3 separate regions of the Mus musculus genome follow, and regions 2 and 3 are each linked to region 1. A link is a contact called in ENCODE Hi-C or POLR2A ChIA-PET data. All regions are on one chromosome and are shown on one strand. The core of a region is the stretch at or near the end of the contact, and the rest is flanking DNA. Distances in the headings are between cores, read along the strand shown.

Region 1 (2,714 bases), core at 100-2,599:
GCCCCTGCCTCTGGAGTGCTGGGATCACAGGTATATGCCACCACACATAGCTCAACTTTATTTTTCAACTTATCGAATCGCTCATTTGCAGATTTTGTTTTGTTTTTTTTTGGGGGGGGGGTGTTTTTCCAGACAAGAGTTTCTCTGTGTAGCCCTGGCTGTCCTGAACTATGTAGACCAGGCTGGCCTCGAACTCAGAAATCTGCCTCTGCCTCCCAAGTGCTGGGATTAAAGGAGTGCACCACCAACACCTGGCCGTTTTAATTTTTCTCTTTTTTAAATGGGGAAATCTAAGTTCATGATCTTTATTTTCTTGTTTGGGGGATGCAACATCTTTAGGTATCTTCCATTTCCTTTGTTGTCTTGGTTTCTTTTCATGCTCTTCTGCTTGGTGATTCTGGCTGGCCACTTTTGCTTAAGAGTGAGATGCTAAGCTGGGTCTCAGCGCTTCGTTCCCAGGAGGAGCTAATCTCCAGGCACTGTTGGCAGAGCCAGAACGACTAGTAACCTGTATTAGGGATAGAAGTCTGGAGGCACCTACTTTTTTTTTTTTTTTTTTTAAACTATCTGCACATTTTCGGAGAATTCAAGACACAAGCATCACACACCAGCCTGCTAAGGCCCTCCCCTGGCTCCCCAGCATTCCACTTCTCTGCCCACTTAGGTTTGCTTTCAGTAGAGCTTTTTCCTGTTTAAAGGGGGTACCGAGGGGGAGGAAAATATTCTGCCATGTTTTGCTAAAGATCTCTATATTAAAGTCTGAAAACCCGAGGGGTGGAAAACGAGAATGGCTATCCGGTGGAGTTTGAAGGTGCCTGAGCTTACAGATGTGGTTGGTGCCTTGCAGGCAGCCTTACGGCCACAAAGCCCAGATGAACTACATATTTACACATAGCTCAGGACTTGGGGACTAACGTACACATTTATGCCCACAGGACAATAACCACAGGACAGGCTGGGGAGCCATCTTTTGGGGGCCATCTTCGTGTCAACGGCTATTTTCTCACTAGGAAAGAGACCATATTTCAAAATGAATGAGGATTCCTGACTTTAGATGGACAATGCAAAGGACGATGCATCAGTCTTTTTGTCTTCTGTCTCCGCAGTCTACGAGCTTTCAGCGAGTGGACTCAACTAAAATAGGGTGGTAGGAAAAGAGGCAGACGGAACTGACTCAAAAATGTCGACCCCCCCCCCCCCCGACCAGGGGAGGGCTCTCCGGGTCGCCACTCCAAAACCCCGGCCCGCCCCGTCCTCCTCCGGTACATTAACGGCCTGCTCCGCCCCGGAAATGCGTTTCGGTCTCCGCTCTCGTAGCTATGCCGTACGTCGCGAGATTTCCGCGTCCGACGCCCAGATCGCGCGAGACTGCGGAGGGAGCTGATGCTTGTGGCGCGCGCGGCGGCCGCGACGGACGCAAGATGGCGACGGCGACTATAGCTCTCGTAAGTGAGTCCCTCGCGGCCAGGGGGCGGCCCTCAGCTCGGAGGAGTGAGTCGTCGGCTGGGACAGGGTGCGGAGGGGACCCTGGGTGCGCAGCGGCCCGACCCGGACCTCGTACGGACTTTACCGTGGTCCCCGGCACGCGGGGCGGAGGCGGAGCGGGAGCGCGCGGCTGCGGCCACGGCTGGGGCTCGACTGCAGCTTCCGGCTCGAGGACTCCAGTTTCCGGCAGCTGGGCGGGGTGGGCCGGCCGCGGAGCTGCCCTGCTGGATCCCCGCGGGGCGGTCCTGTCTGCCGAGACTGGGCGACAACTGTCTAGGCGTCCGGTGGCATTAGGGTGTCCTGGTGCCTGCTCCAGACCCGCGCGGCTACGCCCCGTGTTGGGGACGCGGAAGGGGCGGACCCGTTAGCATTTGCTCTGCGCCATGGTGCAGAGACGAGGGTTTCCCGTTCCGTTAACACGCAGGAGGGGAAGAGCATCTCTCCCAACCCCCATTCCCCTCCACACCTTTCAAACAGCCATTCTGTCACTGCCTCTGTGGGGAACCCGACAGCCGGTGCCTGCCTCGGTCACTGGTCCGGGTGGGCATCATAAGACTTTGCTAACCCCCTTGTCTTGGGCTGGACGCTCCAAGGGCTGAACTTGGTTCTGCCCTAGTCAGTCGGGAATGTTCCTTGAATGGCTACCACCAGGAGTTCCTTCAGGGACTATTTATCTCTTGGACCTAACCCCACTGCAATCCAGACTTTTGTTAGCCGCCACCCTCACTCAGAGGGGATGAAGCAAGGGCTGAGACCACTTAAGCCCTAGGTGCCTGGAGGCCAGCCGTAGGGTAGGGTCGAGTAGAGTACACACAGGCTGCCATTCCTCAGCCTTAGCTGGGAACTGCACCTTCATAATGGGAGAGGGGCACTTGCTCCAGCTTGTGAGGGGTGGATCTAGTATGTCTTGCTCACATCAGGGCTAACTTCAAAAGAAAAAAAAAAAAATTCCTGCTTCCGCTGCTTGACGCTATTGGTGTAAATGGTCTTTTCGGAAAGACAACCAGAGAGTTGAGGAGTTGATGACTGCCCTTAGGTGGCTGTCAGATGATAGAAGAAAGGGTGAGGGCAGAGTATAAAATACTTTAAACAGCACTGGAGGAGAGTGGATGCCTCATTTCTGGGTAGCCCCTGTTGTTCATGCAGACTGAAAGGTTAGCGCGATGCTAGACAGATAGTGTCATTATTGAGATGGTCTCGAGCAGTAAGTCTCACCACTGAAGCCGTCT
Region 2 (2,771 bases), core at 14-2,513, 110 kb before region 1:
CCCGAGACCCTGAAGGTTGCTCACTCAGGCCTTTGCTCCTAGGAGCTGCAGCTTCGTTGGCAGGAGTACCGGGAGCTTGTGTTGCTGCTGCTGCAATGGATCCGGCACCACACCGCTGCTTTTGAGGAGCGCAAGTTCCCCTCCAGCTTTGAAGAGATTGAGGTAGGCCTGCCTACTTGGGCTGGCATCCTTGGATTGTCTTGGTGTAGCTGCTGACACCCCTTGCCTCTACAGATCCTATGGTGCCAGTTTTTGAAGTTCAAGGAGACAGAACTTCCTGCCAAGGAGGCAGACAAAAACCGGTCCAAAGTTATCTACCAGTCTTTGGAGGTAAAGTGAGGTGCTTCTAAGGGGAGTGAGTGGGGTGTCTTCTGGTTTGGGGACAGCTGGGGGGTATGAGGGTCATGTATTCCCTAGGTAGATAAATCGAGACGTCTGAGCCCCAGAATTCAATGCCTCTGTAGTATGGCTTGCTCTTGCCTATCCCTAGTGCTTAGGAGCCAAAGTTATGCCAGGTTGTGGAGAAGCTGAGGGGCACAGCATCCAGGATTCCCTGTGTCCAGTTTAGGCCTGAGCTTGCCCCTCTTCACAGGGGGCAGTACAAGCGGGCCAGCTCAAGATTCCCCCTGGCTACCACCCACTAGATGTGGAGAAGGAGTGGGGCAAGCTGCATGTGGCCATCCTGGAGCGGGAGAAGCAACTGCGAAGCGAGTTTGAGAGGTGGGCCATGTGGAGGGTGGCAGGCGGTGCGGGAGACAGCGGGCGGGTGGGGCCCTGTGGTGGCAGGGGAACCACCCTAGGGTGAGTCACTGCCTGAGGAGGAAACCCCCCCACACCCGACCAAGCTTCGGTGTTTGGGGCCAGCGGGACAGTACGCCCGAGGCAGGCTGAGAGGCCAGAGCAGAGGGGAGCTCCTCTGACGCTGCAGTGTGGGGGGCCCCTGAGTGACTCCCTGTGGGGCTCTGCCGTGATCTGGTCCATAGGCTGGAGTGTCTTCAGCGCATTGTGAGCAAGCTACAGATGGAGGCTGGGCTGTGTGAGGAGCAGCTGAACCAGGCGGACGCCCTACTGCAGTCGGTGAGGGAGAGAAGAGAGGCGGGGCAAGGGGTAGGGTGGGCACCCCTCCAGGCCTGAGGGAGGTAGGAGGAGCATCGGGCTGCTTACTCTGCAGCCAGGGTTGTGGCCTGCTGGGCTACAGGCCCAGGGTGTGGCACTAGGGCGGGAAAACCGGGCCCTTTTGGTCTGCTGCCAACCCTGACCTCCTTTTGTGAGCAGAACTGGCCTCTGGCCACCAGGCAGGACTGTCTGCCTCCCTGCTTCATTCCAGCGTGGCCCTCATCCCCTCCTTCCTCAGAGAGTAGGGAGTAGGGAGACCCCAGCCTCATGGCTAGATGAGGGCTTTGGGGTCCATAAGGCACAGGGCTGTGTGAGCCTGGGTGGGAGAAGTTATGTGGTAGGTGATGGAGCTTGAGGCACAGAGTCTCCTGTGAACAAAGCTGGGACAGTCTCTGTCCTTGGACCTAGTGGGAATCTTTTGAACAGGATCCTGAGTCCCGGGAGAACTGATACAGATTAGTCTAGAAGCGTGCTAGGAAGATGTGTGGGCTCACTGGGAGGGAAAGGAGTGAATGAGAATCCAAGGCTGTGAGCCACACGGGACCTTGATTTTTAGGCTGGGGGAAGGGGTGAAGGGGCAGCGTTGGTTGAGAACCCTAGGCAGTGAGTAGGAGAGTTAGCCAGGCCAAGTCACTCAGGACGGTCTTGCAGGATATTCGGCTGCTGGCCTCAGGCAAGGTGGCTCAGCGAGCTGGGGAAGTCGAGAGAGACCTGGACAAGGCTGATGGTATGATCCGGCTGTTGTTCAATGATGTGCAGACCCTTAAAGATGGGCGGCATCCACAGGGTGAACAGATGTACCGGAGGTATGTACCTTACCTGGGAAGGCTGGGTTAGGAGGTCTGAGACCCGCCTGACCTCCCAACTCCTGTGCTTCCTCAGGGTGTATCGTCTGCATGAGCGCCTGGTAGCCATCCGCACTGAGTACAACCTCCGGCTGAAGGCAGGAGTGGGTGCCCCTGTGACCCAGGTGACCCTGCAGAGTACACAGAGGCGCCCAGAGCTAGAGGACTCCACACTGCGCTACCTGCAAGACCTGCTGGCCTGGGTAGAGGAGAACCAGCGTCGAATAGACAGTGCTGAGTGGGGCGTGGACTTGCCCAGTGTGGAGGCCCAGCTGGGCAGCCACCGAGGCATGCATCAGTCTATAGAGGAATTTCGGGCCAAGATCGAGCGGGCTCGGAATGATGAGGTAAGCGGTATGCCTGAGGGAGGCAGTGGCTGTGCGCTAGGCCCAGGCCACTGCAGACCTGACTACCCACTGATCTCTCCTGCAGAGCCAGCTCTCCCCTGCCACCCGGGGTGCCTACCGGGACTGCCTAGGTCGCCTAGACCTGCAGTATGCAAAGCTGCTGGTGAGTGGGGACTGCAAGCGGCTAGGAGGGGCTGGGAGGGGTAGGCAGCCGCAGTCACTGACTAATTCTTTCCTCCTTAAAGAACTCCTCCAAGGCCCGCCTCCGGTCCCTGGAGAGCTTGCACGGGTTTGTGGCGGCAGCTACCAAGGAGCTGATGTGGCTGAATGAGAAAGAAGAGGAGGAAGTGGGCTTTGATTGGAGTGACCGCAATACCAACATGGCAGCCAAGAAAGAAAGTTACTCGGTAAGGCAGCGTTTCCTCCTTAGGATGTCCTCCCTCTCCCTTCCCACTCACACCCA
Region 3 (2,700 bases), core at 136-2,635, 110 kb after region 1:
CATATCAATTAAGCTAATCAAGGCAATTCCCCACAGGCATGCCCACAAGCCAACCGGAACTAAATAATCCCTTGAAACATTCTTCCCAAATTACTTGATTGCGTCAAGTTGAGAAATTAACCATTACACCAACTTTGACGAAAAAGCTATGTCAAAGACCGTTTGGGATAGTTAAAAAGCAAGCCAAACAAAACAACATTTAATGAAACCAACAAGAGAGTTTCTGATTCTAAAAGGGAGTTAGAAAGATTAAAGAAAGATTAAAAGGCAAGCAACAGAGAAAGAATTTCCAAATCGTTTTCTGCCAAAGAACTAGTATCTAGAATCACTTCTAAAAATTAACATAGAAAGAGATAACTTTTTTTTTTTTTGGGGGGGGGGGTTGAGACAGGGTTTCTCTGTGTAGCCCTGGCTGTCCTGGAACTCACTCTGTAGACCAGGCTGGCCTCGAACTCAGAAATCCGCCTGCCTCTGCCTCCCAAGTGCTGGGATTAAAGGCGTGCACCACCACTGCCCAGCTAAGAGATAACATTTTAAAAGAGAGAGAGAAAAAAAAAAAACCTAACTAATCTTAACACTCAGGTGACAGAGGCAAAGGGGTCAGCACAAGTTGAGGCCAGTCAGGCTATAAATTATTTTAACAGCTATCACAAAAGTTGCGCCTAGAGGCATTCAACCTTGTGACATTGCGACATAACTAACCAACCACCTACACTGTGCTGATATGCATTCTTATCTATACTCGACTAGCAAGGCTGCAAATTGGGACACACCTGGAAGACCCGAAGCTCGGGAAACACAGGTCTGGGTAGTGACTGCCAACCACAAACTCTGCATGATAAAACCAGAATATATATTTCTCATCTGAACACCAGAACTGGTGCCACAAGCCTGGCTGGACTTCAAGGCCGGAGAGCAGGGAGTGTGGGAAACACTAAAACAGAAAGTTGTAGTCCTGGAAAGCAGGAGCAGACAGACCCAGACTGAGACCCTAGGACCGCCGGAGCGCGGTACCTGCCAGAAGCAGGAAACCCGAGCGCCCGTGCCAAGGGGACCCAGGTGGGCGCGGGGCCAGGGATTGGGGGTAGAGGGTCCGAGCTCACCGGAGGAGCATCGCCGTTAGCTCGCTCGGGAAGAGCGCTGCCCCGTCGGAAGCAGCGCTCTCGTCGAGCTTCGCCGAGAGCAGCAGCTGCAGCAAGACGCCGGCGCATCTGAAGGCCGCGGGGGATGCCGGGGGTAGGGTCGGCTTCAGCGCAAGCGCAGTGGCGCGGAGCAGAGCAACCCAAAGCAGCACCACCGTCGGATTCCCCAGCTCCTGCACCTTTAAACGTCAACTCCCGTGCGCGCCGCACTGACTTCAACTCTCCAGCGGAAATACGCCAATCAGAAGCGTCTTCCGGCTACTTAAAGGGCGGGGCCAGATAAAAGGGCGGAAGTGTGCGCGAGCCCGCCCCCAGGGGCCCAGCCCTTCCGTTGATATGGGTGGTCTGTGGGTTTTTTTTCGTGTGTTCCTGAGCCCACTGGAAGGAGGTGTTTGTTTTGATGGGCTTGGGGGACAAGGTTTCACTGTGTTGCCCTGGCTATTCTGGAACTCTCTTTGTAGACCATGTTGGCTTCAAATCAGAAATGTCCATGCCCCAGAGAACCTATCTCCAGTTCTCAAGCAGCCAGAACCATCAACATTCTTTGTTTGGAATTTGTCCTATGGCTGTCTAAACTGATGTTTGCCAGTTTGCTTCATGTTAGTGGCATGGGTCAGGATTTCCTACTTTGTTCATTGGGGTCACTGGACCCTTAGGCCACTGTGATGCCAAATTTAATTTGAAAGATGCAAACTTATTTGTAATTCTAATTCTAGTTTAGGCAGCCTTCGTCCCACCATAAGATAGCTGAGCAGATGGAAAGGAAGATACGTCCTTTCCCCTCTGAGCAAGATGGCTGGGGGATGTTACCAAGTTGACACCACTTTCACGTGAAGTTATCAGCAGACAAGCTACAATTAATATTGTTACAACTGGTCATGGAGCTCATGGGAAGTCCACCGTGGTGAAGGTTATTTCTGGAGTTCACACTGTCAGATTCAAAAATGAGCTAGAAAGAAACATTACCATCAAGCTTGGACATGCTCATGCTAAGACTTATAAACTTTGATGACTCAAGTTGTCCTAGACCAGATCATGTGGAAGCAGTACACCAGATAAGTTTCCTACATACATTCTGGGGGCCAAAGGGAACTTCAAATTAGTCAGACATGTTTCCTTTGTTGACTGTCCTGGCCATGATATTTTGATGGCTACGATGCTGAACAGTGCAGTAGAGATGGATGCAGCTCTTCTGTTGATAGCTAGTAATGAATCATGCCCTTGGCCCGAACACCTGACTGCTGTAGAAATCACGAAACTCAAGCATATTTTGATCTTACAGAATAAAATTGATCTGGTAAAAGAAAGTCAGGCTAAGGAACAATATGAGCAAAATCTCGCATTTGTGCAAGGAACGATAGCAGAAAGGGGCACCAATTATTCCAATTTCTGCTCAACTGAAGTATAATATTGAAGTTGTCTGTGAGTATATAGTGAAGAAAATACCAGTGGCCCCAAGAGACTTTACTTCAGAGCCCCATCTCATTGTTATCAGTCCATCTGATGTCAACAAACCTGGCTGTGAAGTCGATGACCTTAAGGGAGGTATAGCTGGTGG

What was found. A loop is a pair of places that touch in the nucleus more often than their neighbours do. ChIA-PET counts read pairs that join two places held with the same protein, here RNA polymerase II (POLR2A).
Region 2: a map of v-Abl transformed pro-B cells shows a loop between it and region 1 (2.5-fold over the local background). The contact joins the enhancer-like site here to the promoter of Puf60 in region 1. A Hi-C loop is called at or near these places in 1 of 37 maps with a recorded cell type or tissue (v-Abl transformed pro-B cells). POLR2A ChIA-PET finds 5 or more read pairs at or near these places in 5 of 5 experiments (Patski and embryonic stem cell).
Region 3: POLR2A ChIA-PET joins it to region 1 with 16 read pairs in embryonic stem cell. The contact joins the promoter of Zfp707 here to the promoter of Puf60 in region 1. POLR2A ChIA-PET finds 5 or more read pairs at or near these places in 3 of 5 experiments (Patski and embryonic stem cell).

The regions. Positions count from the first base shown.
Region 1 is chr15:76,079,581-76,082,294 of GRCm38, reverse strand. It overlaps Puf60 (poly-U binding splicing factor 60), which reads left to right and starts at 1,349. Exons shown (of 12, transcript NM_028364.2): 1 at 1,349-1,445. The coding sequence starts at 1,422.
Region 2 is chr15:76,188,408-76,191,178 of GRCm38, reverse strand. Plec (plectin) reads left to right here. Exons shown (of 33, transcript NM_001163540.1): 10 at 43-162; 11 at 235-330; 12 at 593-720; 13 at 984-1,077; 14 at 1,768-1,922; 15 at 1,999-2,308; 16 at 2,394-2,471; 17 at 2,554-2,715. Among named protein-coding and RNA genes, the nearest start is that of Plec, 17 kb to the left of the region's middle. Within about 2 kb of position 1,263, at least 2 of the 3 ENCODE cell types and tissues checked have a DNase peak (open chromatin) inside an H3K27ac peak, as active enhancers do.
Region 3 is chr15:75,967,808-75,970,507 of GRCm38, reverse strand. It overlaps Zfp707 (zinc finger protein 707), which reads right to left and starts at 1,385. Exons shown (of 4, transcript NM_001347040.2): 1 at 1,104-1,385. The coding sequence starts at 1,211. It also overlaps the pseudogene Eif2s3x-ps1.